2 separate regions of the Homo sapiens genome follow, and region 2 is linked to region 1. Evidence: chromatin loops called from intact Hi-C (ENCODE). Cell type or tissue: A673. All regions are shown on one strand. Each heading gives the region's core, and the rest is flanking DNA. Links, peaks and the distances in the headings are about the cores only. Region 1 overlaps MARCHF1 (membrane associated ring-CH-type finger 1). Region 2 has its middle 76 kb from the start of NAF1.

Region 1 (15,923 bases), core at 4,277-12,276:
TCTTAAGTTCCTACTTGGCTGTCTTCATCTATGCAAGGAGAACAATCATCTGAAACACTGACTCAGTGTAGACCATAGGTTCACCACTGGGGGCAGTTTTGTTCTCTGGGGGACATTTAGCAGTGTCTAGAGACATTGTTGATTGTTGTACCTGGAGTGGGGTGCTTCTGACTTTTATTAGAGGCCAGGCATGCTGCTGGACATCCTACAATGCACAGGACAGTACCTTCCAACAAAGAATTATTCAGTTCATAATGTCCATAGTGCTGAGGTTGAGAATCCCTGCTGTGGAAGACAATAACTTACGTCTCTTTATTGGGAAATTTGCAGAAAGGATTTGGAATATGAGCAAGACATCTTGCAGTTCTCCAAATTCAAAAGGATTTTTGCTGTAAACTTATATTAAGCAGTAGTTTCAATGTGTTTAGAAAGCTTTAACCACAGACAGACTGGAGATGAAATGTGCTTTATTTCCCATTTTTAGGGAAATTCTCATGGACTACATCCAGCTTTCTCCTCTGCTTAACCAAACTAGCAGCTGTTCCTTATACATGCCTGGAAGTTTTCCATTTCTGAGCCTTTGTCTCCGATCTTTTTTCTTTCTGTGTTTTGCTTCCCTGCTTCTATGTGTCTACTTGTCCCACAAAACCCATCTTAGAGGTCATTTCCAGCTGGAAATAAGTTTTCCCACTGTTACACTTCCATGTTATTTCTCCGTGTGCAGTATGAGCTCACTTTCTAACATAAGCATTTTTACTGTGTCATGCTATAATCTTGACGAGCACAGAATTTGTCTGGGCTGGACTTTGTTTTCCATAGTTCCTTGCTCAGTAGGTATTTCAAGGATAAATGAAAGCTTTTACAACCCCTCTTCACTGTCAGTAAAGCTATGCTTTAGATGGTAGACAATCTAAAGAAAAGTCCACTCAAGTTTCACCTCTCTTTCCAGAAACAGTGACCAAAGCCTATAATATACCTGGGAATCTGAGCCAGGGGGAAACAGTTGCCATTTTCTCTGCCCTTTTTGGGAGACTCAGCCTGATCCCTCCACTTTCCTTCACAAGGTATCTCTGAATCAGTTTCCCCTGCCCACACCATCCTTCAATATGTTCCTGGGAAGTCAAATCTCCCACAAAACCCCTCCATTAAGTTTAGAGTGCAGAGCACCCCAATCCCCACATACAAAAGCCATCTGAGTACAAACTTACTGTCCAAATGACCATCTTTAACAGACAGCCTGCTCTTTTGCTTGCCTTCATACAAACTTACTGTCCAAATGACCATCTTTAACAGACAGCCAGCTCTTTTTCTTGCCTTCAAATAAGTGGACACGATTTTTTTCTACAAAATAAATTACTGTTGAGTGGTTATAAGGATTGTATGTGGAAAACTCACTTTAAGGACATCTTGAGAGGAGATGCTAAAATGGGGCTAAATGGATTTTTCAAGAATGTTTTCATCAGGAAGATGTACTTGCCTCCTTTTATTGAGACACAGCCAATTGTCTTCTTACATTCTGTTAGACTAGTCAGTTTCTATGCTATTGTTAGCAAAGACAAAAGAATGTACACCACAAAAAAGGACAATGATAGAGAAAGGAAGGCACTAAATCTTTTCCCTGGGGATCCTATGTACAATTCAAGGTATCTTTGTCCTCAGTCATATATAAAGCTGTATCCTGCACTTCAAAATGCCGGGAGCACAAAGTTGTTTCTATTTGCCGATTTCGCAGAGGAATTTGGAAAATCTAACTTAGGCAATTCAAGCATCTGCTCATTTATCTGAGGCCCAAGAACCCATCTCTACTTCTGTCTTTGTGTCTGGAATACTTTTGCAGGAGTTTCTGTAGGTTTAATAATAAACTCTCTGCCCATCTTTACCTCTCAAGCATTAAGGGGAAACATTTCTTGGAAATTCTTGGACAGCAATTAAAAGAGCAGGCATTCTCTCTACCACCATTTTCTGAGGAAATAGAAAGCTACTGTAGTCTCTCATATTAACTTTAATTGATTCATTCACATTCCATGTTATGCTAATCCCACAAGGAAGAGTGATAAGTTCTCAGTCTCAATATTTTTGTTGATTTAATATGATTATTAAAGTAAATTCTTCCAGGACTCCTTTTTACAGTCACATATATGTGATCTGGTACTTGCAGGCTGCAGCATCCTCCAGGCCATTCCCAAACAATCAACATGCGAATAGGTTTTCCAGGAAAGGCTTAAGATAGTTTGTAGTCTTGCCCTTGAATGTGATATTGAAAAGTTCACAAATTAGACCTAAAGGAATCAAAATGCTGCAGCCTTAAAGTCTAGTGCCACCAGAACCAGAAATTTCAGTCCACAGTTTGTAGGGAAATTTACATTTAAAGAGCGAGTGAAAACACTTTAGACAAAGAAAAGCAGATGGACTTCACAGCTCATTCTAGACTCTTGGGAGTCTGACTCTGGACAAGATTATTTTTAGCAAGGCAGAGAAGGAAACTGGGATGTCCAGGTTAAAAGTAACAGTATTTAAAAAACTTGAATGAAAAGGCAAAAATAAAAAAGTAAAATTTATAAATTTTTTTTTTTCACACACACACACAAATCCCCCACATCTTCCTAATCCTGTACTCTATTGGAGTTGGGTCAGGAGACATGGACCCAACATGGGTTATCCAAGAGCTCAGGTTCCCCACCAGGAACCTGAGAATTAAGCATTAGTTATAAACAGGACCTCTGCAACGGACTGAATTTTTCATCTCTTTCCTGGCTAAGGAATAGCCAAATCCCCAAATGATTCAGACTTCTGGTTAATTTCTTTACAGCCCATGCCCTAAGAGGATTTCTCTTATTAAGGTTAATGGCTTCTCAAGAGTAGTTTTCCTGTGCAAAATCTCCACTTGTTTTCGAGGGGTACGGATTTTATTCCGAAGAACCCTATTCCTAAGAGTCTACTTCAGTCTTTACATCTTTATCCACCTAAACTCAGATAGCTATTTCATTTCCTTGAGATATTAAGCCTGTTCTGTTATTTTCTTTGGTTTCAATTTCTTTATCCTTGATAGCTTGTTTCAATAATAGCCCCTGATTGGCTCATGCCTCCCGGTAATCCTGTCCTGGGGTATCCCATCACCTATTGACACTGGTCTTGGTCATATGACCTGCTTTGGCCAATAGGACAATAGGAAACACAACTCATTCGGAAACTTTAAGTGTGTTTGCAGATGGTGGTTTCGCTCTCTCCTGATGCTTTTATTTATTTATTTATTTATTTATTTATTTATTTTGAGACAGAGTCTTGCTTCTGTCACCCAAGCTGGAGTGCAGTGGTGCGATCTCAGCTCACTGCAACCTTTGACTCCTGGGTTTAAGAGATTTCCTGGCCTCAGCCTCCTGAGTAGCTGGGACTACAGGCATGCACCACCATGCCCAGCTAAGTTTTGTATTTTTAGTAGAGACAGAGTTTCACCATGTTGGCCAGGCTTGTCTTGAACTCCTGACCTTAAGTGATCTGCCCACCTTGGCCTCTCAAAGTGCTGGGATTACAGGCTTAAACCAACACACCCAGCCTGGGATGGTTTTTATAAAGCTAAAGCCAACTGATACATTACTTAAAATTGGAGGTAATAGTATCTACCAATTTCATATGGTTGTTAGTGTGAGTTAAACAAATTAACGGTGCGTGACACATAGGAAGTGTAAATATAAGTTTTCATTATTGTTATTATCTGTGTGATTTGAACGCTACACACCTTTGGCTGATTCAGCTGTAGGTTAAGAGCGGGGCTTTCACAGGTGTCTACCAGTAAGATCTTTCTAACTTCACTGTGTTATAAGTTTAGGGTGTCCCAGCTTGACTCAAGGTAAGCTTCTCTCCAGAATCACAGAGGGAGGAAGTCTAGTTAGTTGTCAGCCAGGCCACTGGCGTTTAGTCATAGTGTGTTTCTGGTCATCTCTTGCAGTTACAATTCCCTTCGTCAGGAGAAATGCTCAGAAATCCCATCAAAAAATAAACTAAAACACCCTTAAATGCTTAAGTAGCAATTATGTATATTGTATTTGTTAGGAAATATTTCTGCCAACCTTTCAGACCACAGTGACAATGGCTTATCAGCTGGAGTTCATCTACCAGATCCTTTTAGACTCATTTACTTTCCAGAAATACTGTTTCTCTGAAAATATATTTCCTTTGGTAATAGAATGGGGTCCTGGTTCCTCTCCCCTGAAGGCACAGGGGCATACCTGTAACATCTCACTTTTGTATTTTCTCTTTAAGTCAAATTGGGTAAAGCAGAAGCTCCCAGGTGGGCATTTATAATACAGCTGGAGATCAGGCAAATTGCTTATTTCCTCATCTATAAATAATGATCTCTAAGGTCTCTTGCAGCTTTGAAATTTGATTTCTCAGAGTATTCTGCAAATGTTATATAGGAGATCATGCAACTGGAGACACCTAGAGCATGTCTAAAAGCTTTTTTAAATCAACCAAGCAGCAGAAGAGAACCTGTTTCACTTAACAGTGACAGTGGCTGTGTGTATTTACAGAAAGCATCTCACTCTAAGTTGGAATATTTTGGCTGGGTGCTTAGGGTATGCAGAACTACGAAGTGTGTGTATAAGGAAGGGTGTGTGTGGGTGGCTATTGGGGCCTTGGGGTTGCAGAGGGGAGCGGGTTTTCTTCTTTACTTTTGTCCTGGTTGCTTCTCTCCAGTTGGGTAGATTATTAACAACAACAAAATTGTTTCACATATTTATAACCTTTTTCTTAACTTGTTTTAATGGTAATATTCACCATGAGTAATTATGTGTCATATATGTACATTATTTATATAGCCATGTTTCAATCTATTTGATGCAAGGTAAAGTTCATGTTGTCTGAATAATAAATCATAGAAATAACTTTTAGCAGCTACTCACTCCAACCTTGGTAGTTTTACAAATGAAAAAACTGAGCTTCAGAGTGATTAATCATTGTATTGAAGATAACTAGGCTGGGTGCGGTGGCTCACGCCTGGAATCCCAGCGCTTTGGGAGGCTGAGGCGAGCAGATCGCTTGAGCCCAGGTGTTCAGGACCAGCCTGGGCAACATGATGAAACCTTGTCCCTACAAAAAATTAGCTGGGCACGGTGATTCCCACCTGTAGTCCCAGCAACTTGGGAGGCTAAGGCAGGAGAATCACTTGAGCCCAGGGAGGGGGACTGAGGGGAGGATGTTGCAGTGAGCCAAGATCGCACCACTGCACTCCAGCCTGGGCGAGAGGAGTGAAATCGTCTCAAAGGAAAAAAAAAATAACTAGTCAGTGACCAAGGGAGAGCTAGAACCCTGGCCTTCTGACAACTAGCTCAAGCCAGTGTTTATTCTTTTTGGGTTGTTCTCATCTGCTGGAGTCAGCCACAGCCAGCAAACATTTTTTGAGCCTCTACTAACACCAAGTATTTTCTGAATAATGAGGCAAGGCCTCTGCCCTGGAGGAGCTTGGAGGCTTGGGAGTGAGTCAGCCATGAAAACAAAGTCAATTTGTTATGCTAGTCCCTTATGTATACATTGAAATACTTCTGGGGCAACTTTACTATCTACACCTACAGTCTCTTTAATATTGTAAATTGTTGTAGTTGTTTTTGGTTTGTATTTTTGTTGTTTATACACAGATAATATACTGAAGCATTCTTCTAGACTATGTAAAGATAAGGCAAGAATAACAACTGTTGCCCAAATTAAACTTAGCGATAGGCTTATTTAGGGTGTTAAAGCTCCAAGTACCATATATTTGCTATTTTTTTTCCTGTCATCGCAGGGGAAAGAGAGATGAGGGCTCTCTGTGGCATCATGACTATTTAATCTAAAAGAACAACCATTTACAGACATATGAGGAATTTTTTTTCTCTCCAGGATCATCATTACAGTTCAAAAGATTTTGCTGTTTTATATTCAACCTCAATTCTGGCTGAAAAAGGACAAATTTGTTTCTTTTAAAATATTTTAAAGGTTTTTCAAGATGGATTTAAAATATGTTGACTTCTTTTAAGTTAGGCAATTTTTTCCCAACAACTTTACAAGTAAATTCAGGATCAGCACTCACAGTCCCAATGCCACAGGAAGATTAAAGAAATAACAGTTTATACAGATGCCCACACTCCTCTTCAATGTGCACATTGGAAAGCAGGTTTAAATATAATTTGAACATAAATACAAATGATTCCCTGTATGAAAGTCACTATGGTTTCCATTTGAAATTACCCAAGTTCTAGAGCTGTCCCGCTGGCAAGCGGCTCTACAGGAATTACCACGGACACTGCTTCTTGATACATATCTTGCTTTCTGTTTTGCTTTGGCTCTAAATGCCAAATATAAAAATCATGTCATTTTCAGTTTCCTTTAAGAAACGGACCCTTGATTGTCATGAAGAGTCCACTGGAGGTTACTGTCTGGAATCCTGCACCCACCCACAGCTGAGAAAGAAAAAAATATTTTGAAAACAATTCTAAAAGAAAAATAAGAGGTGGAAAAGCTTAGGTACCAGGCATTCACACTTCATCATTCCTTGTACAGTGTTGACCGGACTACTTGCCTGGTCCCAGACCAGTGTTCAGCACCGGGGAGATGTAGTGGTGAGCAGGACAGAGAAAGCCCCCAACTGCTCTGAGCAGGTGAAGGAAGACAGACAATTAAATGAGCAATTGCAATGGCATGTGGTGAGTTTCACAGTCAGGCACAGCTTCCCTAGCTGCATGATAGAATCATCTAAGGGTGACTAAGTATAAACCTCTGGGGATAAAGCCCAGCTTTGCAGCATTAGGAACATACCACAGGTAATCTACCATGCAGTAAATGTGGAGAAGCCCTGGGGAGGGTAAATGCAGGATGCTATGGGACTACGTGGTAGGGCAGTGACTCTCCATCCTTAGCCAGCATCAGAATCACCTGTAGGCTTCTTCAGTACAAACTGCTGGCCTCCACCATCAGGGTTTCATAGGTCTAGGGAAGCAGGAGGTTAAAAATATGCATTTCTAGTGAACGCCCAGGTGATACTGATGTTGTTGGTCCCAGGACCATACTTTGAGAATCACTGTGCTAGGAATAACGATCCTACTTCAGGGAGCTGTAATGAGTTTCCCAGAGGAAGTGATGTTTAAGGTAAACTGCAAAGGCTGAGTTGGGATGAGGGAGGTGTGTGAGAATATATGAGTGTTTGAGTGTGTGTGGTGGTGGTGGACAAGAGAAGCTGGAAGGAAATGTTTTACAGAGAGAGGAAAGCTGAGCAAGGGCCTGGATATAGATTTGAGGAGCTGAATGAATGTTCGGCCTAGCTGGCTTCAACTAGGTCACGGGGGCAGCATAGTCCCACTGAGGAATTTCGGTTACCTTTTAATGGTTAAGTGGGAATAGGATGTGATTAGATTTGTGTTTTTGTAAATCTGCTGGGATTACATTACTGAGCATGGGTTGGGTTGAAGTTGGCAAAACTGGAGAAAGTCTAGTCAAGAAGCTTCTGCAGTTTTCAAGTTAAAAATATGATAGTTTCCACATGGATGGTAGCCATAGGGAAGGAAAGAAATGGACAGATTCCAGAGGCATTCGAGACAGAGTGAATAGGATTTGGTGATTGATTTAAGGTAGAAGAGGAAGGAGATCAGAGTGAAAGCTGTGTATCTGGGTTTGGCTACTAGATGTTAGTGGTGCCGTTCCCACAGGTGTTAGAGTGAGAAGTGGTAGGGGATTATGCATTGCGACACGCTGAGACTTTCAAACAATCATTCAGAAGATAGGTGGATGTATGGGTTGGAGTACAGTAGGAGTGGGAAATGAATTTGGGAAGTTATCAGCGGGGGCCTACAGAATGAGCAAGGAGACAGAAAAATGGAAGAAAGCATGGAGCCATGAGTTTCTTGGTTTTTGGAGATATTTTTGTGGCTGAAGTTGAGACCATCGTGTTCATTGTAGGGTAAATGATTGCTATTCAGTCACATGTCTTAGAAATGTGGTTGGATAAAATAAATGTAAGAGAGGGGTTTTCTTATGGGTGTCTATGAGGGTCTATGTATACATGACGTGAGATTGCTTCCTCTTCTTACATCTACGAGAAGGGCTCTTAATTTTCTTTCCTTCTCATGTAGCTGGAGGAGAAGAGCTCTGCAGTTTACTACAAAGAGGCCAAGTGAGGGTGACCACTGGGAGAGGGGAGAGACTACATTACCTGGAGGAAATTTGTGGTTCTCAAATGCTGAGCTCTAAATGTGTCATCTAATCTAAGGGTATCATGTCTGCCCTTGATTGCTAGGAAAACACTAGAGTTCTAGGGTAAGACATTGGGTGAAGCGAGGTGGGGATGCCTTTTTGTTTTTCCATCCATATGCGACTGCAGGATGTACAGCACACTGTTTGTTACTTGGGCCAGTACCTATATCAAGAGAGGACATTGGATTTAAAAAAGAAAAAGAAAGTTCTACCCTCAGGGAACTTATTTAATAAGGATGTAATGTGACATTTTAAAATCAAGACTCTCTGAAACAGTACATAATGTAGTTGCAAACAATGTAGTTTGATATTAATGGTATGTAAATGAGTTAATATGGAATAAATAAACACATAAAAACAACCCACAAAACCCCATCCTAACTGTTTTTCTAGCATTTAGACTCGACACGGTAGTGCTTTCATTTTCTTCCAGAAAAGGACAGTGGCACCTGGAACGCTGTCACCATCCCCTCTTTGACGCACAGAAACCCCATCCACAATTCCTATCGTGGGTCCTGGCCTTCCCTTTATCCCCGCAGCCCCTTTCGGCTTTTTGAAATGCTCAGGGCGGTGCACGCTGGCGTGTGCTGCTGCCACCTAGAGGGCGAGTGTGAGAATGGAGCCTCCCCTTCTGTGTTTATGAATCCCCACGCAGAAATGCAGAAGTAACCAACCTTTCTGTGTTTTAATCTCCTCCTTATTTATATTTTTCTTACCTCCTCTCTTTTTTTGTTCTTTCATTTTCTTCCATTTTTTCTCTGGGTGTAGGGATGTGCAAACATTTTTCACAACATTACAAACTCAAAATGTTACTATCTGAACAATGTCTTTTCTAGAGGCATCAGTGGTTAAATACTGTTTCCTGCGGGAGTGTGGGGATGTTTCTCACTGTTTTACCACCAACGATTTAGGCTGGATAAGGTATGAAAACTTATAGGGCCCAATGAGAAACAGAACTGGGTCCTTTCACACATGAAAATAATATTTTATAGACATTGTGCTTTCTCTTTTTGTTTCTGTTTTAAGTGACTTACCCATTTTAATGTGAGAATATGCCTTACTGATTTAGAAACATTTTTCTTTGCAGACTTGACACCATCCTTCACAATCAAACTTCGCATGGCTAAAATGTCAAACCATGGTGCTAACCCACTCTATCAAACTATATAGTACTAACTAAAGAGCTATAACACATTCTCTACTGGAATGCCATCTCCTTCATGCTTTAAAGGAGAGATGACTAGAGTGAATTAAATAAAATGAGAAACCTTCATTTTTACAGCCATTTGCCTTTTCACATCAGGCAGAACTTGATCCTTATTCAGTTCCCAAAAAGCCCGAAGTGGTGTGTGCCATTTGTGTGTAACTGCCACTAAGTTTTATATGGATTTGATGAATTTCACATCTCAGCTTGGGACTCCATATAGTTAATGCTTTTTAATCAGAGTATTTTAATCAATAACATGATTAGGGAAGAATCAATAGCAAATACTAGCTTTTCTAGTGTATCATACATGATGAAGGCCTAACCTGGGGAAATAACTTCCCTATCCACCTCTGAGTATTGTCTTTAGGATCCAAGAGGGTAAGAAGAAAGATGTGCTCTTACCATTGTCATTGCCTTGCTTGATTTCCTCCGCTGTCCGGTCTATCAATACATACAAAGACCAAACCACACAGGTGATCGCGATTACGTGGAATGTGACAGAGCAGAATATTTTCCTCCTTTCACTTGTGGTCATCTGTAGTTTCTCCCACTGCAATCAGAAATGAAGGACACAAAACTGAATTGCAAACTAGGAAATTTTGCTCCTCTTTTATTTCCCAGACACAGATCATGAATGGAAGAAAAACAGTAAATATCTGCAATTTCAGATGACACTGTAATATTCAAATAAGTCTTCATGTTTAGAGAGATATGAAATTATAACCTAGAGAGTTACATATAACTTAAATACATATGTGTGTGTGTGTGTGTGTGTGTGTGTGTGTGTGTGTATTTTTTTGAGACAGGGTCTCACTCTGTCGCCCAGGCTGGAGTGCAGTGGCACAATCTCAGGTCACTGCAACCGCTGCCTCCCAGGCTCAAGAGAACCTCTGCCTCAGCCCCCAGAGTAGCTGGGACTATGGGTATGTACCACCATGCCTGGCTAATTTTTTTATGTATTTGTAGATATGGGGGTCTCACCATGTTGCCTAGGCTAGTCTCAAACTCCTGAGCTCAAGTAATCCACCCCCACCTTGTCCTCCCAAAGTGCTGGGATTATAGGCATGAGCCCCTGTGCCCGGCCTAACTCAGATATATATTAAATTGCAAACAAAAATAATTTTCTATTCTCCAAATGAATTAAATCAAGTCATTTCTGTTTTGCAAGTCTATAGTTTCCTCATCTGTACCAAGAATGAGATAGCTTTAATATTGAACAATTAAAAACTTCCTTTTCAGGATTCTGCCTATCACTTCCTTGTGGTACTAGGTTATACGTAGTAATAGGTAACACTATCTTCTTGGATTATCACACAACTGGACATAGTTTTACATTCTTGAATGTATAAATTTAATAAGTATTTGAATGACCGAATGATACCTGCAAGAGAAAGTCAACATTTTCTGTTCACAACTATTATAGAAAAACAAATTTTATCACTTGGGCGATACTAGAAAATCTGCTGAAGCCTCTTTTAGAGCAACCTTTAGTTGCTGCTACCGTAAGGGTTGTAACTACTGTGACGACCGCTGTCCTTTAATCACACTCCTGAGAAAGTTGAGGGCTGCTCCCTCAGTCTGGGAGAGGAAGAAGGCCGCAAGTTTTATTGAAGTTATGGTCTCCATAAGGGAATATCTCCCATATTTACTTTGAAGAAATAGCCTCTCAAAATATATTTTAATGTCTTTGTAGCTACAGTATCACTTCATTATTATGTTAGGAATTGTGTTTTTATTTTTCTTTGCATTCTTTCCATTAAAAAATTACAGTGATTTTATTAGACGTGAACTGACATGCCAAGCTTTTAATAATCTAGGATTCTTTACATTATTACGCCCTCACTAAAGCAAAATCTTCAGAACTTCAGAAGACCCCATTCCTTCCCCACCTGACCATCCCACATGTGGATTTCAATGCACAACCCAAAAACAAGATGGCGTACATTGTGGTACATAAAGTCCTGTCTCTGCCACCAGCTTTGAGACGTGGTTAAAATCATGTACTCTCTCTGGGCCTCACTGCCTCGTCTTCATGAGGAGCAGATTTCAACAGAGGCTGTGACAGAGGTGGAGAAGAGAATAACCATTCTTCACTTCTTCTGTTAACAAACTAATTCATTAGAGTCGGCATTGTGCCCATCTTAAAGCTGCCTTTCCAACCTTTCTTGGCTCAGGTGTACATTGATTATTTTCCAGCAATGAGATGTGAGCCAATATCTAGTGGGACATTAAGTTTTTGCCTTTCTAATGTAGGTATTGTCCTTTCCTTCATTTTCTGCTCTTTGCTACCTGGAATTCATAATTAAGTGGGAGAGTGTTCATCTTGCAATCTTGAGGAAAAATCTTGAGAACTGGAGTTTTCTCAGCCCAATCAGCAACAGCTTGCCTTTGGCCATCCTGTTGTCTTCCTGATTAAGCCATTATTTCCCAGGTCTCTGCCACTTGCTGTCAAATGCAATTATTGGTAAAAGAATTAAATAGATACTTCCTAGCTTCTCTTCCAGTCTATGGAATAAGAGCCTATAATTTCATTTGCAAGAGAGCATGATACTTCAAGTATGACCTTGATGCTCTAGAGCAGTTTAAACATTTTAGAGAAAGAAATATTTTATTTACAAACACCATCCCTTCCTCTCCTCCTACTGGCCAATCATCATGTAATTTTCCTTGAAGGAGTTTGTTAGAGTTAATTAAAAATTCATTCTTTATCTTGTACTTTGTTTTTTATCAAACTATATTTATATATTATTCCAAGCATAACAAAGGGTAAATATTAATAATGTGATTAAGGAATAAACAGATGTTTCAATTTAGACTCTATTTTGAATTAATCAGTCTTGAACTGAGAAGATTTTAATGTTAATTGAGTTTTTTCAAAACCTCATGTCCGTGCAAGATTGATTTTTTAAAAATCCTGTTTTGGCTTTGGTTTATTGTCGTATTAATCTGAATAACACATATAATCATAGAATATTATTATTTGGCAATAGCATTTTGCAATTTAATAAATATTCCTTGAATTACTTCAGTATTTAATACAGACAGATAAAAAGTGGAAGCTGGTATGGAAAAACAGCTTCACGTTTTTAAAGTTTCTGTGTTGCAAGTGGATAGAATACTTGCAGTAACGAAATATTCATATCAAATCAACCCTCAATTATAAAATTGGCTTAAAATACTATTAAAATTGGGACTTCTATCTATGGAGCAATTTGATTAAATGGCTGGAACACTATTAAAAAGTAAGGCTCCTCAAATAGAAAAATATCAGTGGGGCTGACAAGAATGGACCAAATCATTTGTAAAGATTCATCTAGTTCCAGACAATAGAAGCTCTGAAGTTGTCACTTCTAAATCGCAGTTAACATTCTAAGGAGAAGTGAAGCATAAGGGAACCATCCACGTTTTCCACTTTATAAATCCTTACAGGAACCATTTAGAAACTCACTAGACAGCACACAAGTAAATGTAATGCCACAGTGCCCTCTTCCTAACGACTACATTACTGCATGCAATATTCAGTAAATGGCGCTGGCAGAAATCAATGTATTTTATAAACCTTTCCCTTCATATTGTCTTTTCAGGTTTGTTTACAAAATTTCAGTATGTTTTGCAAGCCTTACTAAGAATGAGAAATGGAGAGGATAAGGATAGAAATCTTATTTTAACAAAGCTGTCATGAAAGTGCCTTCAATTAATATTCATGATGCTGAAATTCAGTGGCAGTTCACAAAAGATTTCGTGATAGGCAAGTGATAATCTGTGAAACTTTTCATAGCATTTCTGCTCCCCTGTCCTGCTTTACCAAATAACGTGTGACTTATGGCCCTGTTACCAGGAGTATATTGTTACCATGGTTACACCTCTAGAGAAGGTTGTTCCTGAGAAGATCCTCTTCAGGTCCCCAAAGTGTGGTCCCTGATCAGCCTCAGCAGTGCCAGCCTCACTCAGGCACACTACACGCGCCCACCACCACGCCTGGCTAATTTTTTGTAAATTCTTGAGCTCCGCTTTGGAGATGACTCTATGTTAGTTTTTCCCACATGCCCCCTAGAAAATACAAACTATTGCCTTGTCAGTGATGAAGTAAAGTTTCTTTTGCTTATTGCTTGGGCCTGAGTCGAATATTTTATCCTCAAGTCTCTCGGTGTTGAGAAGACGTTATCTCTCCAAGGGGTCTCAAGGAAGCTGGTGGAAATGGTAAGACGGCAGCTCCCTTTCCCGTTTCCCAAAGGTCAGGGAGAAGGAACGCACGACAGCACATACACCACCATACTTTTCACCAATGTCTACACTGCCGACCCTCTGATCTGCCCTTCCTTAGTCTTCAAGTTCTCCTTTATACCTTGAAGATGGGGGATGAGCTAAGATTAGGCAAAAGTAGTTTCACAAAATCTTAGCACTTCCTGCATAGGTAGTCTTGAACCTCGCTTTGGACTTTACAGTCCCTGGGCCTTTGGTGCCTGTTTTACTGTTCTTGCTTTTGATTTTTTTTTTTTTTTTGCAGAAGCCACTAAACAATAGAAAGAAATCCAACAGAACTCTATTATTCACTTAGAAAAATATGACTGTATGTTTTTTCTGAATTGTAGTATAACTTGATGCAAACATTGTTTCTGTGAAATTGTCTATTTGATGAAGTTAAATCAAACTTTGCATGATAGGGTCAGGTTTTCTAATTCAAATTACTTGCATTATATTCTGTCCTAAAATATAAATTTAAAAGTACTGCCCACAGAAAAGTGTTGTTTAAATCTTTATACCAGTGAAGAATAAAGGCAGTTTATTTGTATAACATAAAAATGCAGGCCGGGCGCAGTGGCTCACGCCTGTAATCCCAGCAGTTTGGGAGGCCAAGGCGGGCGGATTGCCTGAGCGCAGGAGTTCGCCACCAACCTGGGCAACACGGTGAAACCCCGTCTCTACTAGAATACAAAAATTATCCAGGCGTGGCGGCGGGCGACTGTAGTCCCAGCTACTCGGAAGGCTGAGGCAAGAGAATCGCTTCAACCCGGGAGGCAGAGATTGCAGTGGGCCGAGATCGCGCCACTGCACTCCAGCCTCGGCGACAGAGCGAGACTCCGTCTCAAAAAAAAAAAAAAAAAAAGAAAAGAAAAGAAAAGAAAAAAGCAGGAGGTAGGGACTACTTTGCCAAATCCATTAAATCCATTTCGTCTTTTTTCTTGACAGTTCACCTATGGTTTCCAGCTTCCGTAACAGTCACGTGACCTAGAGTTTTCAATCTATAGAATGATAGACCAAAAAATTACCACCAGGTGGCGCCAGGCCCAAACAGTAGCTAGTACGGTAGCCCTTTTTTTTTTTTTTTTTGGTACCGCCAGACCCAGGAGCTCCCAGCCGGCCAGGTGTGCAGGTTCTTCCTGTCATTTTGCATAAATGCAAAGCCACATTTTAATTGTTTACTGGCTCTGCCTGTCATATTGGATTTTGCTGCAGACGAGCGAAAATAATACCTGAAACAGCAAGTGTAAAGGTTATCACATTATTTACATGCCTTAGTAAGATATGTTGTGCTGGAGGATAATAAGTAAACCTTTTACAAATCCTTGGACTTGCTATGCTGGAGAAATTTCTAGAGGACCCATTCATATGAAGCAGTGGTTCTCAGTGTTCCCCAGTAGCAGATGCAGCAGCAATCAGGAAACTTGTTAGAAACCCAGTATTTTGAGCCCCACACCAAACTCACGGAATCAGAAACTCTGGCGATGGGGACCCTGTAATGTGCTTTAACAAGCCCTCAGGTGATTCCGATGCAAGCTACAGTTAGAGAACCACCTGCCTAAAGGATGACACTTAGCAGAGTTGCACGGTGACCTCCGTGGAGTTTATATCAGAAGTAGTACTTGTCACTCCCTGTCATGAACTAATTAGTAGTCCAGGAAAGGGTAATCAACAAATGAGTTTTGTTTTCTGGCTGTGATTTAAATATTTCAGGTCGACTGAAAAAAATTACATAATTCATTTATTTGAACTGAAATGATTCAGAGTTAGCTCATTAATCACTAAAGCAAACTTTCATTTTTTGTTTTACTTTTCAAATTAGTGTTTAGGTAACATAAAAGCCTATTAAAATCTAATTATACTAGTAACAATTTCAAATACTCTGGGAGAGAACTAAACAACAGACTCTTAATTATGAGGAGTAACTCTTGAACCTTAATAAATCTTTAAGTTCAGAGGTATGCCTATGGTAAATAATTTCCCTCTTAAAAATGTATTTTAAAAGACCAGCAGAAAAATTTGACCTCTGCAGACCTTTAGTGAAATTTGCTACAAAACTGATGATAGGGAGGAAACAACAAAGCCAGGTAGGTGGTAGGCAGCTGGTAAAGTTCACTAGTTAAGGCACTCACTGTTGGACACAAATCAGGAAGTGTACACAAGTGCAAACTTGTTCTCTCAGAATTACAGTAATATAGTGGCTGTGTCCCCACCTAAATCTCATGTTGAATTGTAGCTCCCATAATTCCCAAAT
Region 2 (15,923 bases), core at 5,172-13,171, 300 kb before region 1:
TTTCAGCATTAACCGAAAAGTTCACAGTCCAAAGTTTCATGTGAGGCAAGGCAAGTCCCTTCTGCCTATGCAAAAATCAAAAGCAAGCTAGTTACTTCCTAGATACAATGAGGGTACAGGTTTTGGGTATTTGGTAAATACAGCCATTCCAAATGGGAGAAATTGGCCAAAACAAAGAGATTACAGGGCCCATGCAAGTCTGAAATCCAGTGGGGCAGTCAAACTTTAAAGCTCCAGAATGATCTCCTTTGACTCCAGGCCTCACACCCAGGTCATGCTGATGCAAGAGGTGGGTTCCCATGGTTTTGGGCAGCTCTGCGTCTGTGGCTTTGCAGGGTACAGCCTCCCTCCCAGCTGCTTTCACAGGCTGTTGTTGAGTGTCTGCAGCTTTTCTAGGTGCATGGTTTAAACTGCTGGCAGATCTACCATTCTGGGGTCTGGAGGATGGTGGTCTGCTTCTCACAGCTCTACTAGTCAGCTCCCAAGGACTCTGCGTGGAGGCTCTGACCCCACATTTCCCTTCTGTACTACCCTAGCAGAGGTTCTCCATGAGCACCCCACCCCTGGAGCAAACTTTTACCTTGGCATTTAGGTGTTTCCATACATCTTCTGCAATCTAGACAGAGGTTCCCAAACCTCAGTTCTTGACTTCTGTGCACCTGAAGGTTCAACACCACATGGAAGCTGCCAAGGCTTGGGGCTTCCACCATCTAAAGCCACAGCCTGAGCCCTACGTTGGCCCCTTTCAGCCACAGCTGGAGTGGTTGGGACACAGAGTGCCAAGTCCCTAGGCTGTACAAACCACAGGGACCCTGGGCCTGGCCAATGAAGCCACTTTTTCCTCCTGGGCCTCCAAGCCTGTGATGGGAGAGGCTGCCATGAAGGTCTCTGACATGGCCTGGAAATATTTCCCCATGGTCTTGGGAATTAACATTAGACTCCTTGCTACTTATGCAAATTTCTGCAGCCAGCTTGAATTTCTCCACAGAAAATTGGTTTTTCTTTTCTATCACCTAGTCAGGCACCAGATTTTCTGAACTTTTATACTGTTTCCCTTTTAAAACTGAATGCCTTTAACAGTACCCAAGTCACCTCTTGAATGCTTTGCTGCTTAGAAATTGCTTTTGCCAGATACCCTAAATCATCTCTCTCAAGTTCAAATTTCAACAGATCTCTAGGGCAGTGGCAAAATGCCACAAGTGTCTTTGCTAAAACATAACAAGAGTCACGTTTGCTCCAGTTCCCAGCAAGTTCCTCATCTCCATCTGTGACCACCTCAGCCTGGATTTTATTGTCCATATCAGTATCAGCATTTTGGGTAAAGCCATTCAATAAGTCTCTAGGAAGTTCCAAACTTTCTCACATTTTCCTGTATTCTTGTGAGTCCTTCAAACTCTTCCAGTTTCTGCCTGTTACCCACTTCCAAAGTTGCTTCCACATTTTCAGGTATATTTTCAGCAACACCTCACTCCTGGTACCAATTTACTGTATTAGTCCGTTTTCATGCTGCTGATAAAGACATACCTGAAGGAAAAGAGGTTTAATTGGACTTACAGTTCCACATGGCTACCGAGAGGCCTCAGAATCATGGTGGGAGGCAAAAGGCACTTCTTACATGGTGGCAGCAAGAGAAAATGAGGAAGAAGCAAAAGTGGAAACCCCTGATAAACCCATCAGATCTCGTGAGACTTATTCACTATCATGAGAATAGCATGGGAAAGACTGGACCCCATAATTCAATTATCTCCTGCTGGGTCCCTTCCACAACACATGGGAATTCTGGGAAATATAATTCAAGTTGAGATCTGGTGAGCAAACAGCAATACCATGTCACTGATCTTATATAGGTCATTGACAGTCCTTGAATCCTGGGTTCTGCCTGTGCCATCAGGTTATTGTGGGGTTAAGATAACATATGCAGATTACTTATCTCCTGCCATAAAGATCCATGACATTAATAGTGTTGATCTCATACTCTCAGAGTAGGTTAGAGTATTCTATTTTAAAAAAACATATCAATTTCCATTTCCAACAGAAAGAGGAGTGAATAAAACCAAGGAAGGGAACAGACAATTACTATTTATAAATTTATGGCAGTATTAAATACCAATTTTTTCATAATTATTGTGATTCTTAATTTAAATAGTTATTGTGTTACTTTTTAAAGTGGAAACAAAATGTTCAAAAAACCTTTTTCAGCTTTGCTTTCATTGATTAAAAAAGGCACAAGTTTCATGATACAAAACATTGACTACTTTTTGATATAATTGAATTGCCATCAAGTCCTTGAAAATTTTTTTTTGTTATTGAAGCATGTATGCCTTGGAGATTATAGTAGCTCTTGCTTTTTGTTCTAGAAAAAAAGCATAACTTAATTTGAAATGTGTGACTAATATAATTAGGGAATTAATATAACTCCAACCCCTGGGGAATTAAGTGATTTTCTAGAGACATCCCTAAAGGATACTCACTGAAACAACTCCTGTCTGACATACAAATTACTCTATAAACCAAGGCTACAAACTGTCAGAGTGAACAAATAATAAGATGAGTATCTTTAGCTAGTTGCTTAAACTGGTCAAATCACTGAATTTGACAAGTCTGCGAATTGAATAAGCTTCTTACCATTTCGGGACCTCAAAGATCCTCATGAAAAACTAAGAAACAGGATCAGATGATGAAGGCACTGTCTAGATCAGGGTTCTGTGATGTGCCTGATATCAACATGACCTAAAAATATGGATACTTCAACCAACAATCAAGGGTTGAGAGGAAAAATAGAAAACTCTAGAACGATAAAGAAATGAAAGAAAATTGTGTAGCCAAAGTACTGCATATTGCTAAAACTGAAGAGAGAGAGAGAGAGAGAGAGAGAAATGTAGCATGCAGTGGGTATAGTATAAGGGCAGAGGAGCCTAGTGGTGGTGAAACATGATGGCTTCAGAGTCAGGTTGCCTCTATTAGAATCCAACTTTCATTCCTAGCCTTTTGGCCTTTGGCAAGTGACTTAACCACTCTGTGTTTCAGTTTTATTTTCTGTAAAATGGTAATGGCTCCAGACACTGCTTGCCACATAAAAGCACTCGAATGTTAATTATTGTTCATATTATTAAACGGATCATACAGCTGATGTTCAAAGTGATCCCTGACAGTATCCGACATAATGGGTACTTGACAAATAATCATTGAATTTAATTAGTGAGTGATTGAATGAATCAGTGTATCTACTACAAACTTTGAAAATAAATTTATATTTGAATTTTTAACACATCTATAATATGATAAAAGACAAAATGTATTTTCTGTTTCTTTTATTGATCTGCTTTAGTCTTAGAATTAAATTGTGCGTATATTTCAATATAATTGCTCTTAACCTTATTTTAGGATTGTGTAAATAAAAACTAAAAGATATCAAATAAGTATTTTAAAATTTTGATGGGTTGGCTTTTTATTTGGCTTTTTATTTTATTTGGCTTTTTAAGGTTAAGCTCATAACCCAAAGGCCTTTCGGTGAATCTATGACATTTAAAAAGTAGCTGATCAATCAATGTAGAGTGGTTACCACAGACTGAGGAGATGGGAAGGGAAGATGGGGAGGGATTCAATGAGTATGAAGTTACAGTCAGATAGGAGAAATAAGTTCTGGTGTTCAATTGCCCAGTAGGGTGCCTATGGATACCAGTAAAGTATTATACAAAATAGCCAGAAAGAGGCTTTTGAATGTTCTCACCATAAGAAATGATGAGGGCATGAGCTGATGGATTAGCTAACTCTCCTCATTTGATCATGATATAACATACACACATGTCAAAATATCACATGGTACCCTATAAATATGTACAATTACAGTGTCAATTAAAACATGTTAAAAAGAAAATGAAATTAATTAGTCAATGGAGGGTATGTAGACTTGTGATTAACCAGGCAGGTTTAAATAATAAATAAATGAGACTACGTTTCATTTTATTTTTGAGATAGTGTCTCGCTCTGTCACCCAGGCTGGAATGCAACACAAGCATAGCTCAAGCTTCTGGGCTCAAACAATCCCGCTGCCTCAGTCTCCAGAGCAGCTGGGGCTACCAGTGCACACCACCACACCTGGTTAATTAAAAAAAACATTTTTTTTGTAGAGATGGGGTCTCTCACTTTGTTGCCCTGGGTGGTCTCAAGCTCCTGTGCTCAAGTGATCCTCTTGCCTTGGCCTCCCAAAGTGTTGGGTTTACAGGTGTGAGCCACTGTGCTTAACCTAGACTTTATTTTAAGTCTTATATTTCAGTCTGTATAATTTTGCAGCTGAAATACACTGGTATTGAAGTATATAATCAATCTGATTCATGTTGGGACATTTTAATGGAACCCCAGGAAAGGGTTGACTATAATCACATTGCTGCTTGTGGTTTCATTATATAGATATCTGTGCAATTCAGAAGAGAAACAAGGAAAAATAGAGCTTGCTGCCATCACATTTTTAGTATCCTGGCCACCGCTGTGTGAATGCTGCAGTAACTCTACCATTATATGTCACAGTATTATTTAATGACTATGGACTGAATTCATTTAGTATTAAGGGATAAGACTGACAAGGATTCAAAACATGATCTATTTGGCATTAAGAGAATACCAAAAGAACATTGGCATGGCACCTACTACTCCTTTCCAAGGACATAATCAAGAGATAGTTGGAGAACCCACACAACCCACAGTTCCCAGGTGGCTGAAAAAATAAATGGATCATTATAGCCTAGCAGAGTTTTATGATGTTTGAAACAAACTGTCCATGACTATTTTTTTCAAGTATAGAAACATCTAGGAACTCATTTTTTGACATTAAAAAAGAGATTTTGGTAAATTATTTTCAAAGGAAGAAAGTAATCCAATGGGAAATGGAGGCAAAATAATTTCTATTGTTTTTTGCTGCTGCTTCTGCTGTTATTTTTTACTTTGACTAGAAAAAGCAAATGCTTTTATTTGAAATTTAAAGTTACAGTACCCTTACTTTATGTAAGAAGTTATGTAATTTGGTTACTATACATCTAAGTTTAGCAAAATAGTGGTTCCAATAATTAATAGAAACTTGTTGCACTCTTTGTTAAAGTTAATGTATTTCAGTTTGTTTGCACATATATTTCATCATGGTTTGACAATTTTGACAGGCATAACTGATTTTGACACAACCAAATTAAGAGAATGAATATATTTATTTATTTTGAAATCACTTTGGCATAATTACATGGGCAAACATGATTGAAATAATCTGCAACGGATAAACATATGGCAGTTTAAAAGTGAAAAAGCATACAGTTTTCAGCAAAAAAACCATTTTCTGCATAGATATAAAAGTTTCCTTTTCTCTTTAGATCTATTCTATATTCTACAGTTTAATTATTTTTCAAATAATAGCTTTATTAAAATGTCATTCACATTCCATAACATTTATTAGGTTCTTGAACAGGCATGTGTTTCCATTCCCTTGGCATATATCTAGGAGTGGGTGTTGCTAGATCTTATCAAATGTTAAACACTATGTTTATAAGATTTGAAGTGATCAATGAATTGAGATATAAAGTGATTGATTGATATTTAAGAATTTGTGGATTGTTGTTAATTCTTTCAATGTTTGGTAGAATTCACTTGTGAAGTCATCTAGTCCCGGGCCTTTCTTTGTGGAAAATTTTCTATTATTAATTCAACTTCTCCCTATAAGGCTATTAAGATTTACATTTCTTTTTGAATTAGTTGTGTTAGTTTTTGTCTTCTTAGGAAGTTGTTCATTTCACTTAAGATATCTAATTTTTCCCATACTATTGTTCATACTATTCTACTTTTTATTTCTGTAAGGTTGGTAGTGATGTTTTGCCTTTTATTCCTAATTTTAGCAATATGAGAGCTTTTTTTGGCAGTCTAGCAAGAGGTTTGTCAAATTTGTTGATCTTTTCAAGGAACCAAATTTTATTTCTGTTAGTTTTCTCTATTGTTTTTCTTGTCTCTATTTTATTTTCTTTACCTTGAATCTTTATCATTTTCTCCAGGCTTTCTTTTGGCTTAGATTTCTCTCCTTTCTTTTGTTATTTAAAGTACAAAGTTAAGTTATTGATTTAAAATTTTTTTCTTCTTTTTTTTTTTAACAGAGCCACTTACAGCTATACATTTATTTCTAAGCACTGTTTTAGCTGTCTCCCACAAATGTTGTGTTTTGTTTACATTTATTTTAGAGTGTTAGAAGCTTCTTATGTGAGTTCTTTTTTTGCATATTGATTATTTAAGACTATTGTTTAATTTTACATATTTATGAATTTTGAAAATTTCCTCTGTTACTGACTTTGTTCGTTTGTTTGAGACACAGTCTTGCTCTGCCATTCAGGATAGAGTGCAGTGGTGTGATCATGGCTCACTGCAACCTCAAACTCCTGGGCTCAAGAGATCCTTCACTTCAGCCTCCTGAATAGCTGGGACTACAAGTGCACACCACCATGCCCAGCTAATTAAAAAACATTTTTTTTGTTTGTATACACAAATTATTGCTATGTTTCCCAGGCTGGTCTTGAACTCCTGTCATCATGTGGTCCTCCTGCCTCAAACTCCCAATACATTGGGATTACAGGTGGGAGCCACTGCTCCTGGCTTCTGATTTTTAGTTTCATTTTATTATGTTTATAGAACATACTTTCTTTGATTTTGATCCTTTTAAATGTATTTAACCTCTTTTTCTGTCCTAACATAGATTATTTCATGGAGTATAACCTATAGCCCTTCATAAAAGCGCATTATCCTGTTGTGTGCAGTAGTGTATGCACATCTGTTAGGTCTAGTTGGTTTATATTGTTTTCCAAGTCTCATATTTTCTCCTAAGTTAGATATCATGTGTTAAATATAAAAAAAAACAAGAATCACTCTATAGATGTAGTGACTATTATTAAAGATGATTTAAAATAAAATTCTTCTAAAACAAAAAAGATACTATATTTAGCAGCAGCTTGGGCAGTCTTTATAAATAATAAATAACTTTGATGTGAATTTGTTCACATTATCAAGCTAAAGAGTTTGGGTGGCAATTCAGAGGATAGGCAAGAAAAAAAAAGAGGCAAAGTCCACTATAAGCTTGGACTTTCTTACCATTTGATCCTGGTCTCTCCTTAAATCTCCTTAAATCCACTGACTTAAGTTTCCTACACCCAGTGATAACCGATTTGTCATATTCTTCCCCAAATAACCTGTTTCACCTATCTTTTCACCCAGAGATAAGCAAACATCTTTCACTTCACTCTTTTCTATTCCTTTTCCTACTTTTTACCCCTTTTGCTGTTGTGCATTCTGATTGAAACTGTGATGGAGTGCCTCTTCCCTCTATTTTGATGACTCTTCTTATAGAAAAATAGATTTCTTACCAACAATTCCCTTCTTGAACTTATTGGAGATGATAATGAAAAGATTCATTTCTTATTTGACCCTAACTCTGTTTTTACAGGAAGTCTCTGTCAGAAACATGCTACCACATGGAAAGATCTACATGGCAAGGAACTGAAAGAATGAAAGAGGACCCCTTCTAATAGCTAGCAAGAGGCTGATTCTGTCAGCCTAATAGCCTGTAAGGAACTAAATCCTGCCAACAACCACGTGTCTTGAAAATGTATCCTTCCACAGTCTAGCCTCAGATAAGAGTCTACCCCAAACAATAGCTTGGTTGCAACCTTGTGAAAGACACTGAAGCAGAGAACCCAGTTAAGTCACACCCAGATTTTTGGCCCAGAGAAATTGTGAGATAACGAACATACCTTGTTTTAAGCTGCTAATTTTGTGGGAATCAGTTACACAGCAATAGAGAACTAAAAAATTTGCTCAAGGTAATGGAAGTAATAAGTTGATGAGTAAGAATGTGAAACTTGACAGTTTGATTTAGGAAGTTTATGCTAACAGCTGCAATTTTATATTTTTACATTGGAACATTTTTATTTTTTATGTTTCAGTAGAAATTGTTCTAGTACCAGTTTTAATTATAAAAGGTACCATGATAAAAGCCAAAATCGGTTACCTGAGAGTAAGATGTTCCTATCTAATAGAGTTCTTGGGTATCTACTTGCATCCATTGAGAAATAAAGATTTGGAAAGTATTCTGAGTGAGGGAAAGACTTGAACTTTGCCCATAACTGGCATTCAGATAAAGACAAGTTTGATAAATACCCTAGCAGTAGTCATACACATGGGAGATGATGGGGTTTCTGATATTAAATTTCTGTGAGAGGGGATTGCATCTAACACAATCATCTCAACTTTAAATGAGGCTCTAGGGTTGAAGTAAAATGATAGCTCAGAGCACAGCTTGGTGGCAGTTACCAGTTCTAATGGCATCTCAGTGCTCTGTGCAGAAGAGGACTGTGTAGGAGTTGAAAGAGATGTTTCCTTTGACTCTGAAACTCTGACACTGAAGCAAAGTCACTGTGGGACCCAATTAATTGAGTGTAAGACAGAGGATAACATTTCTCTCACTTGGCAAGTATGGTGAGAGAGCCCCAGCTCAACAATTCCAAGGCTCAAATAATTTTGTCACCAGTGACAGCTTTATTGGGCAGCAGGAGCAGAGGTCTGTTTGTCTGTGGACCTGTCTGTTCCTGAGGCATGGGAGCCCAGCCCAATGAGTTGTGGGAAGGACAGCAAGCAGGACTCATACATATGTGAGTGGAGATAAGGATAGGGAATATTGCAGTCAAGCAGAGGAGGGTTTACAGATAGAGTGTTAATGTAGGTGTCACGATATTTCACGTGTAGGCTGATGATGCCAGAACATTAAGTTATATAAAGATTAAAGAAAATAAATAAGCTATGAAATTCCACAGCCCAATCACTCACATGTCTGTGCAAAATATCTCTCGTGTAAAATTGGTGATTACATTCTGAAGAAACTTGTTTCTGAATATTTTATGCTGCCATAGTTATTTGAAACTTGGCAGTCTGAATATTTATGCTGCCATAGAGTTATTTGAAAATACAAAGTAGAATTATTTAAATTATTCTTGAAAATGAATGTGTTCATTAAGTCAATGTACAGCCACTACTAATTAAGCGCCTCTTTGTAGGAGGGAGAGAGAGAGAGAGAGAGAGAGAGAGAGAGAGAGAGAGAGAGAGAGAGATACTACTGAAGCCTGAGTAGATACGAAAATATCTCCGTTAAGAAGTTTCAAACCCACTGAACCAGACTGAAACTGATGACTTGATCATGATATTTGTCAAGTTAATGTCTAAAGACTTTCGTCTGTGAAAGATAGTGAAACAGCTATGCAAATTTATGCATAAAAATAAAAATCCCATATGTGCCTAGAGGGAGAGGTTTCCAGCCAAAATGCTAATGATATGACATAATAATACTTAACATTTCTATAGATTTTAATTCAAAGAGCTTAAAATGTACTACAAATATCTACTAAATGAGAATAAGCCGTATTGTCTTCCTGTGTTACACATTTCAAGAGTGACTACATTTTAATTGAACAAAAATATATGCATAATAATAAAATCTTCAAAGTGAAAACACCAGGAAATGGCTAAATAAACTGTTTAAGATTTTAAAACATCTCACTGATCCCATTGAATTAAATGTATGATCAAAACTGCATGCAAATTTGGACATCTGAAGCATTGTAAAGATGATTCTATTCCACAAGCATTTTTGTTTTTACTATATGAGCTATCATAAAATGTTTTGAACTAGTGTGAATTCCAGGTTATATGAACAAAACATGGCTGCTGCCTAAAGGAGTTTACAAACTAATGGGGGAATAAAACAAGTGAGTGGTTCTAATATTAATCAGATGTTATGTGCTAAGGAGCTTTAAAGAAGGCTCCATGAGGAAACAGGAGTAAGTGTCTGTGATCGGCACTGGAGAGGGCAATTGAGACAGATATTGGAGTAACAGGACTTCCCACACTTGTACTGGAGGAAGTACATTTGAGGCATAATAAAATAATGTTCACGGAAGCCAAAACTGATGAAAGGGATCAGGATATGCCACTCCAAAATATGCCACTTTGACATAAGCATTATTTGGAGCTGAAGGCATTTGAATTCCTGAAGTCCCTTATCTGCCTAAAAGCAGAGGCTCTCAAAAGAAGTCAGAAGAACTCAATTATCATAAATCCCCTCCCTGGGAGCAACTCTAATCTCTTCTCAGAGATAAAATGTTGAGAAATTGGCACCACAGCCAAATAGACTATTGTCACAATGTCGTATCTCATAGACATTGTCACATTGTCATATCTCCCATTTATTCTCCTAAGAGCCCACTGACCTTTCCAAAAAGTCATTTGCTTTTCTGTAAGTACCCTTCTCCCCACTCTATTATGCTAAATTAGGTATATAAACCCCAAATTCTAACCGCCCTTTTGAGTTACTCATCACTGAGCACTTTCCTGTGTATGCACTGTGCACATGTTCATAAACATCTGTTTGTTTGTGATCTGTCTTTTGTCAGTCTCATTTACAACCTCCCCAGCCAATGAATCCAAGACGGGCAGAGGAAATAGAAAAATGTTCTCCCCTACACTGACACACTGATAGAGTGTGATGTGCGTTAAAGGGAATGATGGGGAGTAGCCTGAAAAGGCAAGTGATGCCAGACTGAGGAAGAATTATTTTCTTCAGGTAATGAGAAACAACTGAAGTGCTTTGAACATGACAGTGACAGAATTATGTTTGATTCTTGAATCTGTTTTCATAGCTCTAATGTTATAAATCTGACACAGAAAAGACAGAAATAGAAGCAGTTTGGAGAGGGAGAATGATAATTTTAGTTTTAGACATGGAATCATAAACTGTTAGTACAAAGTCTTAGAAGTTATTCCCTTAGCCCACAGCCCCTAATTCCCCAACCCTGTTTTTTTTTTTAACACAAGAAACAGAGAACCCCAGATATAACTTACTTAACATGCTTAAATCCATGCAGTCAATCAGTGGTGTTTTAAGGTGCTGATGGTATGTTTCAATAGAGATATCTAGTAGGAGATTGGAAATGTAAATATAGATTTCATAAAAGAGTTGCAAGTTAGACCTATAGATTTGGGATTCTTTCTCATAAAATTTAAAAGAGCATTCAGTTGGCGGTGGGTGGACAGGCAAGAATAAGGAATAAGAATGAAGGATAAATTATTCCATGAAAGGTAGACATTAGAAAGCATGCTTCTAATCATTTGAAAGCTACTTTGGCATAAAAGACCTGAGGCTAGATTGGAGAGCCCAACTTTGAACTCAAATGCTTCATTTTTTCCTATAGTTTATTGCCTGGGAGTGTTGAGACAAATAAGTTTTAATTTAGGGTTTTATTAAGAGCATTACATGCATTTTCTCCTTTAATTATCACAAAGTCCATGAGGCAGGTAGTTTTATTATTCCCATTTTATAGACGAGTAAACAGAGGGAGAGAAAGTTTACAGAGCTTGCCTAAAACATTAAAGTTAGTGAATGGACTATCCGGGATTGCAGTCCATTTATTCTTATTCTTAGGACCTGTCATTTTAAATACAAGTGCACCTTCCCATCACTGCCTTTGCTCTTCTGTTTTTCTTCTGGTATTCACTATATTTATGCGTATACCAAGACACAGGAATATGAAAGATATAAGAAAAAAAATCAATGTCACTGAATAAAACGTATTTTGTTATCTTTTTCCTACGGAGAAAAATAAAACATTCAGTTAATCTGTTTTTCTTTTATGTAAAGAACAAAACCCACAAAACATTGATAACATGTTTTATTTTTGTATTATGAGTAGAAAACCGAATAGGAATAACAATGAAGACAAGGGGCATGAAGAAAAAACATGAAGAGAATTAGAAAAATAGAAGCAAAAAAACCGATTGAGAGAGAAAAAAACCAGACATATGAGGAAATCGGGAAACTAAAATTGATGAAGCTCCTACTATGTATCACTGCCCGTGGTGGCAGTGTTGATTGGTTTCCGACTTAGGCCAACCTGTGTGTTCCCTGCTTTCATGGCTCATCGCCTAGGATAGAGACAAAAACTGCCAGATACTAACATTTGCAGATACCCTGACAGTTAGGGCATGGGCATATGCCCTAATATTGACTGGAAAGCCAAGACATACAGAGATATCTGAGATAAAACCAGCCTTCCTGCTTGGCAGCAATGATGAGGAAGATTGAACCTAGTATTTTGGCAGCCATCTTGCATGACTGTTCAAGTCTAAGGATGAAACAATCTGAAAAGAACTATGAAAAAACCTCACTTCCTCATGACACTCTGTAGCCACTAAATGAACCAATCTTATAGTTATCCAACCCTTGATTTCTTGCCTATATATATATATACATACATATATATACACATACATATATATATATATACACATATTCACTGCTTTAGCCTTTTTTTTTTTTTTTTTTTTTTTTTGAGACAGAGTCTTGCTCTGTCACCCAGGCTGGAGTGCAGGGGTGTGACCTTCACTCACTGCAACCTCTGCCTCCTGGGTTCAAGCAATTCTCCTGCCTCAGCCTCTCAAGTAGCTGGGATTACAGGTGCCCGCCACCATGCCCAGCTAACTTTTGTATTTTTAGTAGAGGTGGGGTTTCACCCTATTGGCCAGGCTAGTCTCAAACTCCTGACCTCAGGTGATCCCCCTGCCTTGGCCTTCCAAAACTGCTGGGATTACGGGCATGAGCCACCACACCCAGCCTGCTTTAGCCTCTTTTAATTAAGTATTCTGTTAGTTGCAATGGAAGAACTCATTTTCCCTGATTTTTGTTTTTTGTTTTTTGTTTTTGATGCAGTATTGCTCTGTTGCACAGGCTGGAGTGCGGTGGCATGATCTGGATTCACTGCAGCCTCCACCTCCCAGGTCCAAGCAATCCTCCCACCTCAGCTCTTGAGTAGCTGGAACTACAGGTGTGCACTACCACACCCAATGAGTATTTTTGTATTTCTTGTAGAGACGGGGTTTTGCCATGTCACCTAGGCAGGTCTTGAACTCCTGGGCTCAAATGATTCGCCCACCTCGACCTCCCAAAGTGCTGAGATTACAGGCATGAGCCACCGCACCCGGATGGAAAGAAATTTTAATGAATACACATATTCATAGCAAATCTACAAGGTAGATATCATCATCACATTTTATATTTAAGAAAATTCAGGTTCAGCAAGGTTAAGTTTCCAAAGGCATACAGTTAGTAAATGGCTAAACATGGCTATGAACCTCTAACTCAATATCTGTAGAATTTATATTCATCTTATACAAGGCTGTCATATTAAAAGTGACAAAGATTGAGAGACAGAAATGGAAAGAGGCTCAATGGATTTGAAATAAGGATAGTTCAAGATGATATGCTTAGGTTGTATGTTTTAGAACCTTAACAGTTATTATTAAATATTGTTTAGCCATTATTCAAAGCTCTGTACCTTAATAATTTTCTAATGCTTACTTAAAATAATGCAACAAGTGCAGTTTAGCAGCAGACATTATTCTCTGAGCTTCCTGTTAGTTCGAGAAGTATTACCCAGTCTGTATGAAGTCAGATGAAGGGAAAGGCCAGAACGTTCTGTAGCAAGTTCTCCACCACTGCTATTAAAATAGCTTCAATAATGTCTTTGACTTGAGCAGCACTTATAATGTCTAAAATGCTTTCACCTAAATTACCTGTCTTAATGATCACTGAATAACAAAAGTGAAAAAAAAATAAGGCACCAAGAGATTAAACCCCAGGGCTGTGTAGCAAAGTCAGTGCATACAGGGACACCCAGTAGCCTTTCAATGTGACAAGTATTTTAGAGTTGTACCAAATGTCATGTCCAAAATGGAAAATGTTTTGAATCATAATAATCAGTTGAATAAAGGATGGCAAAAAGGAGGAGGAGGAAGAGAAAGAAGTCCAAGACTGATGAAATATAAAAGACAATAAAGAGGAAATAGGCATCAAGTAGTCATTGTCTCAGAAATGTGGTCAAAGTTGGTGGTAGGGAAAGGCACTCTAGAAAGATCGTTAAGGTCAGGAGGAGTTGATGAGAGACAAATCTGAATAGACTTGGAAGCATATTTCCTTTCCTCTTTTGGTAGTTTAGCCAAGACCTGGCTCAGCTGCCATCTGCAAAGAGACGAGGCTTGGGATGATGTCAGCATCCCTGGCAGGCAAGGTTGTTCCCAGAGCTTTTGGTGGGCAGACCTTGGCCCTTGGTATGCATATTGCTTTGTGCTATTTCTGGACATCCCTTGATATCTTTCTTGTTGCCTAGAGAAACTAGATGTTCCAAGTCCCACTTAGGTAATCTATAAATAGGCAACACAGTGTTTGAGGTGGACTCATTCTCACTGGTGAAAGTGCTCCCCATACTGTGTTCAGCTTTGTCTCAAGCCTGCTGGTCATGGCAAGCTCCTCTCTGCTTGCACCTTGTCCATGGTACATACAATATATCTAACCCCAGTTTATGCTATGGAACAGAAAATGTTTAGGGGGTTGCATGCACTCTGCTACTTCCCTGCTTGTAAGTTTTGGCCCAATAAACCCTATGGTATACCTGCAACATGTGATCCTAGTGTGCATGTCTGTGATCCCTTTGCATGATAGAAATAATGGCAATAATAGATGACACCCTTAATATAACATGACAGAAAAACAGAAAAATCTGACAGCTAGCAAAATGGTCCACATGAGGCTATTGCCTACACTGACAAGTGAAGATTGATAATTGAGAGAAAGACAACAGAGGATATTGTATTAGTCCATTTTCATGCTGCTGTTAAAGACATACCTGATACTTGGTATGTCTTTTTACAAAGAGACTGGGTATGTCTCTTTTCTTTACAAAAGAAAGAGGTTTAATGGACTTACAGTTTCACAGGGCTGGAGAGACCTCACAGTCATGGCAGAAGGCAAGGAGGAGCAAGTCACATCTTACGTGGATGGCAGCAGACAAGGAGAGAGAGAGCTTGTGCAGGGAAACTCTGCCTTATAAAGTCATCAGATCTCATGAGACTTATTCACTATCACAAGAACAGAATGGGAAAGACATACCCCCATGATTTAATTACCTCCCACCAGGTCTCTCTCCCAACATGTGGGAATTCAAGATGATATTTGGGTGGGGACACAGCCAAACCATATAATATATATATATATATCTGATACTGGGAACAGAAAAGATTTAGGGGCTTGCATGCACTCTGCATGTGTATGTGTGTATATATATATATATCTTATATAACTTTAAAAAAACAATCCATCTCATGTAACTTCAATTATATAGTCTATGGTAAAATTAATGTCTCTCTATTTTTGTCATAAATTTGAGGAGGTTTATCCTGGTCATTGATAACCCTCATGAATGAAGAAAAGAAATATTACTTTAATAGGTATCTCACTATTTCTCTGATCTACAAAAAGTCACATGTCAAATTTTTTGTCATCTTTTTGAATTGCAAGTTTGTTGACAATCTCTAAAGCCCTGATCAGTCCTGTCCTGGTGCAAGAGTGAGCTTCTGCTTAAATAAATTAAGATCAGAGTAACTCATTCTTTCTTTCCTCAGAGTGACACAGTCACTATCCTCAGGAGGCACACACCCTGGTAGAGAAGACAGACATTAAAAATCAAAACCATCTCTAAAGGCCAGATGTACAAACCATTACCATAAAATTATGTGAATAGAACATTTCCTTAATTTGGAACTCAGAGAATGGTGCAGGGTGGTATTTTATTTTCCTCATAGTTTATTCGACATCACAAAATCCACCTTAGGTGTGTATTGAGGAGTCTTTTCTTGTTAATTTACTTAATCTTCTTCCTGGGTCTTTAAGCTCTTCGATCTCCCTCAGGATCTTGGATTGCAGTCAATTATTTCTATACTTTTCCCCTCTAGTTGATCTTTGGGAAGAGTAGGTGGATGCTCATAGGTCCTTCAAGTCTCTCAGGAGGAAACATCTGAAAGAA

What was found. Peaks named below come from ENCODE experiments on the same cell type or tissue, not always from the same donor. Only the 100,000 strongest peaks of a DNase experiment are listed, where the experiment ranks them.
Region 2: it touches region 1 in a loop (2.1-fold over the local background); 1 of 110 quality-filtered maps calls a loop at or near these places.

The regions. Positions count from the first base shown.
Region 1 is chr4:163,535,767-163,551,689 of GRCh38, forward strand. It overlaps MARCHF1 (membrane associated ring-CH-type finger 1), which reads right to left. Exons shown (of 10, transcript NM_001394959.1): 9 at 9,830-9,977. Among named protein-coding and RNA genes, the nearest start is that of TMA16, 49 kb to the left of the region's middle. RefSeq lists enhancers at 5,055-5,554, 13,887-14,388, 14,389-14,888. In A673, for the core only: a CTCF peak has its summit at 8,826 (motif pointing left); a DNase peak (open chromatin) is centred at 8,795.
Region 2 is chr4:163,235,121-163,251,043 of GRCh38, forward strand. No RefSeq gene overlaps it. Among named protein-coding and RNA genes, the nearest start is that of NAF1, 76 kb to the left of the region's middle. RefSeq lists an enhancer at 445-614. In A673, for the core only: no CTCF peak of the experiment used is centred there; a DNase peak (open chromatin) is centred at 10,051; H3K4me3 peaks cover 843 bases.